Linked DNA regions of Homo sapiens: region 2 is linked to region 1. The links are chromatin contacts, found by Hi-C or POLR2A ChIA-PET in ENCODE. All regions are on one chromosome and are shown on one strand. The core of a region is the stretch at or near the end of the contact, and the rest is flanking DNA. Distances in the headings are between cores, read along the strand shown. Region 1 overlaps TSPAN3 (tetraspanin 3). Region 2 has its middle 90 kb from the start of LINGO1.

Region 1 (3,494 bases), core at 511-3,010:
CTTACTTATTGACTCTCCCTGCATCTTAATACATTCTTTATACTACCAGGGTTATATTTATTAAAAATACAAACCAGATCAAGCCATAGCCTTACTTAAAATCAGGATGAGGCAAGTGAGTCCCCGATGAACCAAGCTATTCCTCCTTTTCAGCCCCAGATCTCATTACCCCTTGTGAACTATGAACAATATAGAACTGTTATACCCAAATGGACCACATATTCTCTCACTTCTTTGCCTCCGCTGTTCTCTCTAGAATGCTCTCTTCAAATGCCTGGGAACTCCTTGTCGCTCATTAAGATGAAGCTTAAATGTTACCTCTTCCTTTTGGAAGCCATTCTTGACCATTTCAGGCTGGATTAGCTGCCCTTGGTGGACACAAACATCTCCCAGTGCATGGTTCTAACAGAATATTTATCGAAACGGTTGCAATTATAGCTATACCTGTCTCAACACACCTTGAGAGCACGAATTGTACCCATCTGTCCTTCACCCTTGTATCATCTAGAACAGTACTTGGCAGACAGCAGGTATCAGTTAAAGTTTATTGAGTACACCTCATCTCACCCCTTTCCCTTGAAATCACCCTCCCAACTCTATCATAAGCTTTGGTTTGTATTTGCGTTGGTTTGTATTTGTATTTGGTTTGTATCTGGTTTCTCTTCAGTTCAATGCTTATAGCTTTTAGTTCACTATTCAATTATTTGGCAACTGAATCCAGCTTGCTGAATTCTGATGGCCATTACATCTGGAATATGTTAATATATCGTAAATATGTCATAAATATAAACACTGTACTTACAGCAAACTGCCTGTTCAAAGGTTCTCAGAGTTCACTGACATATTTGCTTTTGGGGCATGGTACTAGAGAATGAAGGTGAGCACAAAAGTGGGGGGGAGTGGAGAAGAGAAATAGTTTAATTTATCTTAATTTTATTTTATTTTATTTATTTTTTGAGACGGAGTCTCACTCAGTCGCCCAGGCTGGAGTGCAGTGGCGCAATCTCAGCTCACTGCAGGCTCCGTCTCCCAGGTTCACGCCATTCTCCTGCCTCAGCCTCCCGAGTAGCTGGGATTACAGGCGCCCGCCACTACACCTGGCTAATTTTTTGTATTTTTAGTGGAGACGGGGTTTCACCGTGTTAGCCAGGATGGTCTCGATGTCCTGACCTCGTGATCCGCCCGCCTCGGCCTCCCAAAGTGCTGGGATTACAGGCGTGAGCCATTGCGCCTGGCCAGACATAGCTTAATTTTAATTTGGGTGCATTTATTACAGAAGTATGTCAACTACTTAACACTCTTCCCAAATACCCCTTTTTATTGACTACTTGTGTGATATATATTCACACACATGTACACACACACATTTTGCTAAAGTAAATAGTATCAGTCCTCACGCTAAATTAGAAGCAATCTGAAGTGCAAATTAATCAAATTTTGTCATTTGTTTTTATTAGACGTTTCTCTATCCTTTAATGTTGTAGGTTTTTTTTACTCTAAAAGGCAGTATTTATTTCTTAAAAGGCTTGAGTTAAAATGAATTCCATTTCTGAGCTTTCGGTACACCTACTGAAACTTCACTAGCTTTAGCCTATGTAAATTCGAATGAAAATAAGAGAAAACTGGAGGCCATATGTACTTAACAATCAACCTGAAGCACAGTTCACTGAAGAACTACTTGCATTTTAGATATAAATTGATGAGTTTTCAATCTAAAGAGGTTCCTATGAGACTCACACTTAGTGCTGCTTGGAGGTGGGCCAAGGGAAATGTTTCCTCTGCTGCCACTGCCTCTCCCCCCTAAAAGAGGCACTCATCTGAAACTGAGACTACAAGAAAGCAGAAAAACCAGCAACAGAGACAACCAGATGCACAACAAATGCAATGGAGGGCTGTGGGGAGATGCCATTTGTAAAGCTGCCTCTTCTTTTCTGATAGACTCTACAACAGTTTTTTTTCCCAGGCTGCAGTCAACATCCAAGTCACACAACAAGATGAGAACATAACAAAGCTCTATTTGGCAACATATAGTTAAAGGAACTTACTAGTTGCACACACCAAAGAGAAAACTGCACGGATTGCTGATATGAAACTATACACATCAAATTGCTTATAAATAGACGATGTGTTTCCTAAATTGAAAACAGCTTCAAATTTTGCTTTTACTGAAATCTGTATATGGTGCTTATATCTTAAGCTGTATAATAAACAATTATGAAATGACACTGGTTACTTTGAAAATATAGAAGAGGTATCCCAGTAGCAGCTGAAGACCTAAAAACAGCCAAAAGTAATTGTTGTAATGATATCCAACCATCAATATGAAAAACACCCAAAAGAACATGGGAAACAGTATAGTAAATGGAAGAGAGGTTCTAAGAAATTCCTAACTAGTATGCATAGGGACTTTGTCATCCCTCAGATTTTTAATGCAGAAATTGTGGCTATCAGAAAAGCTATATAAAAGGTGAGCTTAAATTCTTCTTTTGAAGGGCCATGATGGGATTGAGATCTATCAAAGGATCTGAGCTTTGCCAATAAAGCAGCTGCAAAGGAGGGGGCTGGGGAGGAGGGAGGTGCAACAGAAAAGGAGATGAAATGTAGAACTTGGAAGCAGCTGAACTGCTTTAGTCACCACTGAGAAAATCTGAGCCTGTAAGGAGGATTTGTGCCAGGACAGTGTACTAAAAATATTCATCCTTTTTACAAAGAAGTGAAAGGAAATTTAGGCAAAAGGCTGAGGTCTGAAATTACAGAAAGAATAATTTTTAAAAAACCATTATTCTTTATCTTTTAATAAGCCTATACTCTAAATTAAGTCACAACATTTTAAAACTTTAGGAGAGCCAGTGCTTTTCCACTAAGCTGTCTAAAAAATAAAGCCATCTTGTTATAAAATTTTGCAAGTATATGAGTTCCAAAAGTATGATACTTCATTTTATGCTTTTACCCTTCCTCTACATATGCACAAATGTGAAATATCTTAAAGAGATTTCATTCTTATATGAGATTGCTTTTTCCATAGCTTAGAAACTAGTTTTTGGGGGGGTAATTTTCAAATATTCTATGAAAGAGACAAGTAGATAAAATGTTAAAATCTGGGCCAGGCGCAGTAGCTCACACCAGTAATCCCAGCACTTTGGGAGGCCAAGGCCGGCAGATCATCTGAGGTCATGAATTCGAGACCGGCCTGACCAACATGCAGAAACCCCGTCTCTACTAAAAATACAAAATTAGCCGGGCGTGGTGGCACATGCCTGTAATCCCAGCTACTCAGAAACGCTGAGGCAGGAGAATCGCTTGAACCTGGAAGGCAGAGGTTGCAGTGAGCCGAGATTGCGCCACTGCACTCCAGCCTGGGCAACAAGAGCAAAACTCAGTCTCAAAAAATTAAAAAAAAAAAAGTTAAAATCTGTAAAACTATTAAATTCCTTTTCATCAACCACGGTGTAACCTGCCATTGGAATGTGGCAATATTAAAAATGAAACAGATT
Region 2 (3,494 bases), core at 678-3,177, 480 kb after region 1:
TGGAGTCCTAGACAAATTGTAGCCTGGAGAGCGGCTGTGGGGAGCTTACAAATGTGGCTGGCCCAGCCCTCCCCGCCTTCCTCCCACTCCACATGTCTGCCTCTGAGCCCTGGGGTCAGAATAGCCACTAAGGAGCTCTCACCAGGGCTCCACACACACTTGGGACTCCTGGGGTTCTTGCCAAATGGGTACCCCCGCCCCCAAGCCCTAGGAGCCTTGGATCTGCTGCCTGGACCCCAGCTCCCCTCCTCCTGCCGCCCTCCTCAGCATCTGGTTCCTCCTCAGAATGCAATGCTGTTGCCCCTGGCAACCGAGCTCCAGGCCAGATCCTGGTCCTCCTTCCTCCTCCTTCCCTTCTTTTTCTCCTCCTTCTTCTGCTTCCATATTCCCATCCTTCCTGCCCTCCCCCAGTCTGCCGAGACAGTGCCTGGGGCTGGAAGACTCCCCCCAAATCCGATGCCAGCTAGGCCAGCCAGCCAAGTCCCCTGGCCTTTCTGGTTGCTCGTTGGCTGATGATGACAGTCAGTACTCCCTGCCTGCCCATGGGACTGACTACTGCAGTCTTGGGCACCCCAGCGATGTCCCAGAAGACTCTGAGGCAGGGCTCTCAGGGTACCCCAGGCAAAGAGCCAGGGACTGTAGAGAGACAAGAGACAGCAGCTGAAGAAAATTTCTCCCCATTAGAGCTGTTTGAGGTGGTGAGCTCCCCAAAGCCAAAGGCATGCAAGGAGAGGCCTTTCCAGTGATGATGGTGCTGGCACTGGCATGGCACAGGGCAGTGAGGGGCTGTCTTGGAAGGAAGGTCGATGTGGGCTCGGCCTATGTCTATCCTGGCTGTCTCCTTTTCCCCAACCCCTGAATTCCCAGAACCTTTAGGAACACTTGCTCCCCAACCCCTGCCCTCCCAAGGACTCGTCATTTTTCATCTGGGCTCTAGAGAGGAGGACAGCACTAAGAGGTGGTCCCGGGTCCAGCGACATCAAGCACCATAGGGCAGGTCCAACGCCCAGCACAGCTGTTTAGAGTGGACAGAAACGGGCTCAGCAGGGCAGGCCACATGAACCCTAGCCGCCCTCACGCATCCCTTCCAGAGCCTCCGCTCACACTCCTGGATCCCCCTCCATATCCTAGGCTCCTGTCACCTTCCTGCTCTCCTGCAGGGCCTGTGGGCCAGCCATGCCCAATTCACGACTCATTCAACCGACTCCCACTCCTTCGTGCCCTGCACCAGTTCCTCCCTGTCAGGAATACACTTCTCCACCTTTCATTCTGAGTCAGCTCAGAGGCCCCCTCCTTCAGGAGGCTTCCCTGGACTGCCTGGGCTGTGCCCACTGCCCCGCGGGGCTCCCCACCCCGGGCTTGCCTCCTAGAGCTCTCTCACCCACGGCCTGGTCACCATCTGCACACGGTTTTCCCGAGTGCATCATAAGGACCTTGAGGCAGTGACTCTGTGCCCCACATTTGCTAACAAATACTAATGAGAACATCAGCACAGCCCTGCCTCTCTCTGGGCCTCAGTTTCCCCCATCTGAGGCCCCATGTCTGGGCCTTGGCTTCCCCCAGGATCCCCTTTTGGCTGAGAAGGGTGGCCACGCCCGGGCTGTCAGAACAAGACAGAGGCCAGTCCGGGCAGCTCTGCCCTCCTCATCTCCGGGGGCGTCCCCTCCAGGTTTCAGGAATGAGCCTCAGGAACTGGGGTGTGGGGGCCCGGACGGGGAGGTCCTGGCACTCCCCGAAGCTTTGGTTCTCGTCTGCCAAATGAGGACACTTATCGGGGCTACCCACCCCTCCGGCTGCCGTGAGGCCTTGGAGATGGCAGCCAGACCGGACTTTCCCATCGGATCCGCCAGAACCCAGGCTTCCCAAGGCAGCAGCTCCCGCGCAGCCGCCGCCCGCTTCTGGCAAGCCCAGCCCACGGGCTCAGGGGTCCCTGGGGCTCTGCTGCCCTCCAGTGGCCGGAGGCCCCTGGGCACTTAGAACCCGTGAGCTCCGGATTAATTCCATGGGCTTCCGTCTCCACCTAGGACGGACAGAAATGGTAGCAGGGACTTGTTGAGGTCACTCAGCAAGCCAGGCGCGGTACATGGACCAGGACCTGGGGCTCCAGGGCCCCAGCACTTCCATGCCCAGGGAGGGCTTGTCCTCTCGCAGGAGACCAGCCAGGAGAGGGAGCTGTTCCCCACCTGCCCACGTGTCTCACCTGGGACACCCTCTGTGCTGTAGCCCTTCCCTGCTGGCCACTCTCAATGCTGGCCTAGACTGCCCCCCGCCCGGAGAAGTGTTTCTAGTGCCTGCCCAGGGGTCATCCCCAATACGTGGGCCAATGTTGGGGGCTTGGAGGGGTGGCTTAACCCCTTTCCTCCTTGATTAATCAAATACTTAAAATAATGGCTGAGGTCATGATTGATGGACAGAGCATAGCTAATTACCCTGGAGATTAAAACGACTGTTTCTGTTTAAAAAGGCTGCAAATGAGTTAATTATTTCCTTTGCTCACCTCTCTAACCTCGTTACACTTCTAAATGAATAGCAATATTGATCTTGGAACTGATTTTGGTGTTACACCGCCCGAGCGGGTTTAATTAGGGTTTGAAAATGCTGCAGTGCCTCCTCCTTCTGACCGAGGAAATTAGACTTGGGTTTTACTTACATTTCACAGCCGTGTCCTCCACACAGATAGAAGGGCTGGAACATGGCGCAGTGGTGCCTGTCATCCCCTGCCCTGCCCTGCCCTGGCTCCCAGCTCCACTCCCATCCAGAGCAGCACAGACTGACCCTTGCTTCTCACCTCTCAGGAAGACGTGGCAGGAAGGCCAGTGGGGTCAGCTTGTTTAGCCTTGTCTGGTCACAGATTGGGCTCGGAGGCTCGGATATGATAGGACAGAGCCTAGCATCACTTGACGAGGTGGGGGCAGGCCTAGGACCTGAACTATCACAGACTCCCAACTCTGGACCTTGACGGCTCCCTGACTGAGTTAATATTTCCTCTCTGTCCCTCCTCACTTCTCCAGATGCCTACGGAGCCTCCTGGTGCTCTACCCCACCTCCAGCTCCCTCCTGCCTCTCCTCTCCTTCTTAGAGCTCCATGAAGAAAGGCCCCAGCTCGATGAAGGTGGGGAATGAGAGGGGGAGCAGGGCCCAGGATACCAGCACCCCTGCCCTGGATCTGCAGCTGACATCTAGGTGACCATGCCCTGTATCTGGGCCTCCCTACTCTGAATCTGACAGTCTGTCTATATCACTCCCTCCCACCTCCCCCAGCCAGAATTTTCAAGAGCAAGTAGCATCTCTGGGAGCCAGAGCCAGAAGGGTAGGGTAGTGAGAGTGAGCAGGACAGGCTTGGGCCAAGGATATAGGACTGAGTGGGTCTGCTCCTTCTTATTCCAAATAAAACCTTCCCTTGACCCTGGCTCTCCTCTGCCATGGCCAGATCTGTCCCAGTCTCACTTCTTTTTTTAATTTTTCCAGAGACAGAGTCTCCCTCTGTTACCCAG

What was found. A loop is a pair of places that touch in the nucleus more often than their neighbours do. ChIA-PET counts read pairs that join two places held with the same protein, here RNA polymerase II (POLR2A). Pooled maps may share reads with other maps.
Region 2: a loop to region 1 is called in a pooled map, with 2.5 times the contacts of the local background. The contact joins two enhancer-like sites. A Hi-C loop is called at or near these places in 2 of 50 pooled maps. POLR2A ChIA-PET finds 5 or more read pairs at or near these places in 2 of 52 experiments (BJ and MCF 10A).

The regions. Positions count from the first base shown.
Region 1 is chr15:77,058,145-77,061,638 of GRCh38, forward strand. All of the region lies in intron 1 of TSPAN3 (tetraspanin 3), which reads right to left. Among named protein-coding and RNA genes, the nearest start is that of TSPAN3, 11 kb to the right of the region's middle. Within about 2 kb of position 1,761, at least 6 of the 41 ENCODE cell types and tissues checked have a DNase peak (open chromatin) inside an H3K27ac peak, as active enhancers do.
Region 2 is chr15:77,541,569-77,545,062 of GRCh38, forward strand. No RefSeq gene overlaps it. Among named protein-coding and RNA genes, the nearest start is that of LINGO1, 90 kb to the right of the region's middle. RefSeq lists an enhancer at 1-614 and a silencer at 2,118-2,332. Within about 2 kb of position 1,928, at least 21 of the 41 ENCODE cell types and tissues checked have a DNase peak (open chromatin) inside an H3K27ac peak, as active enhancers do.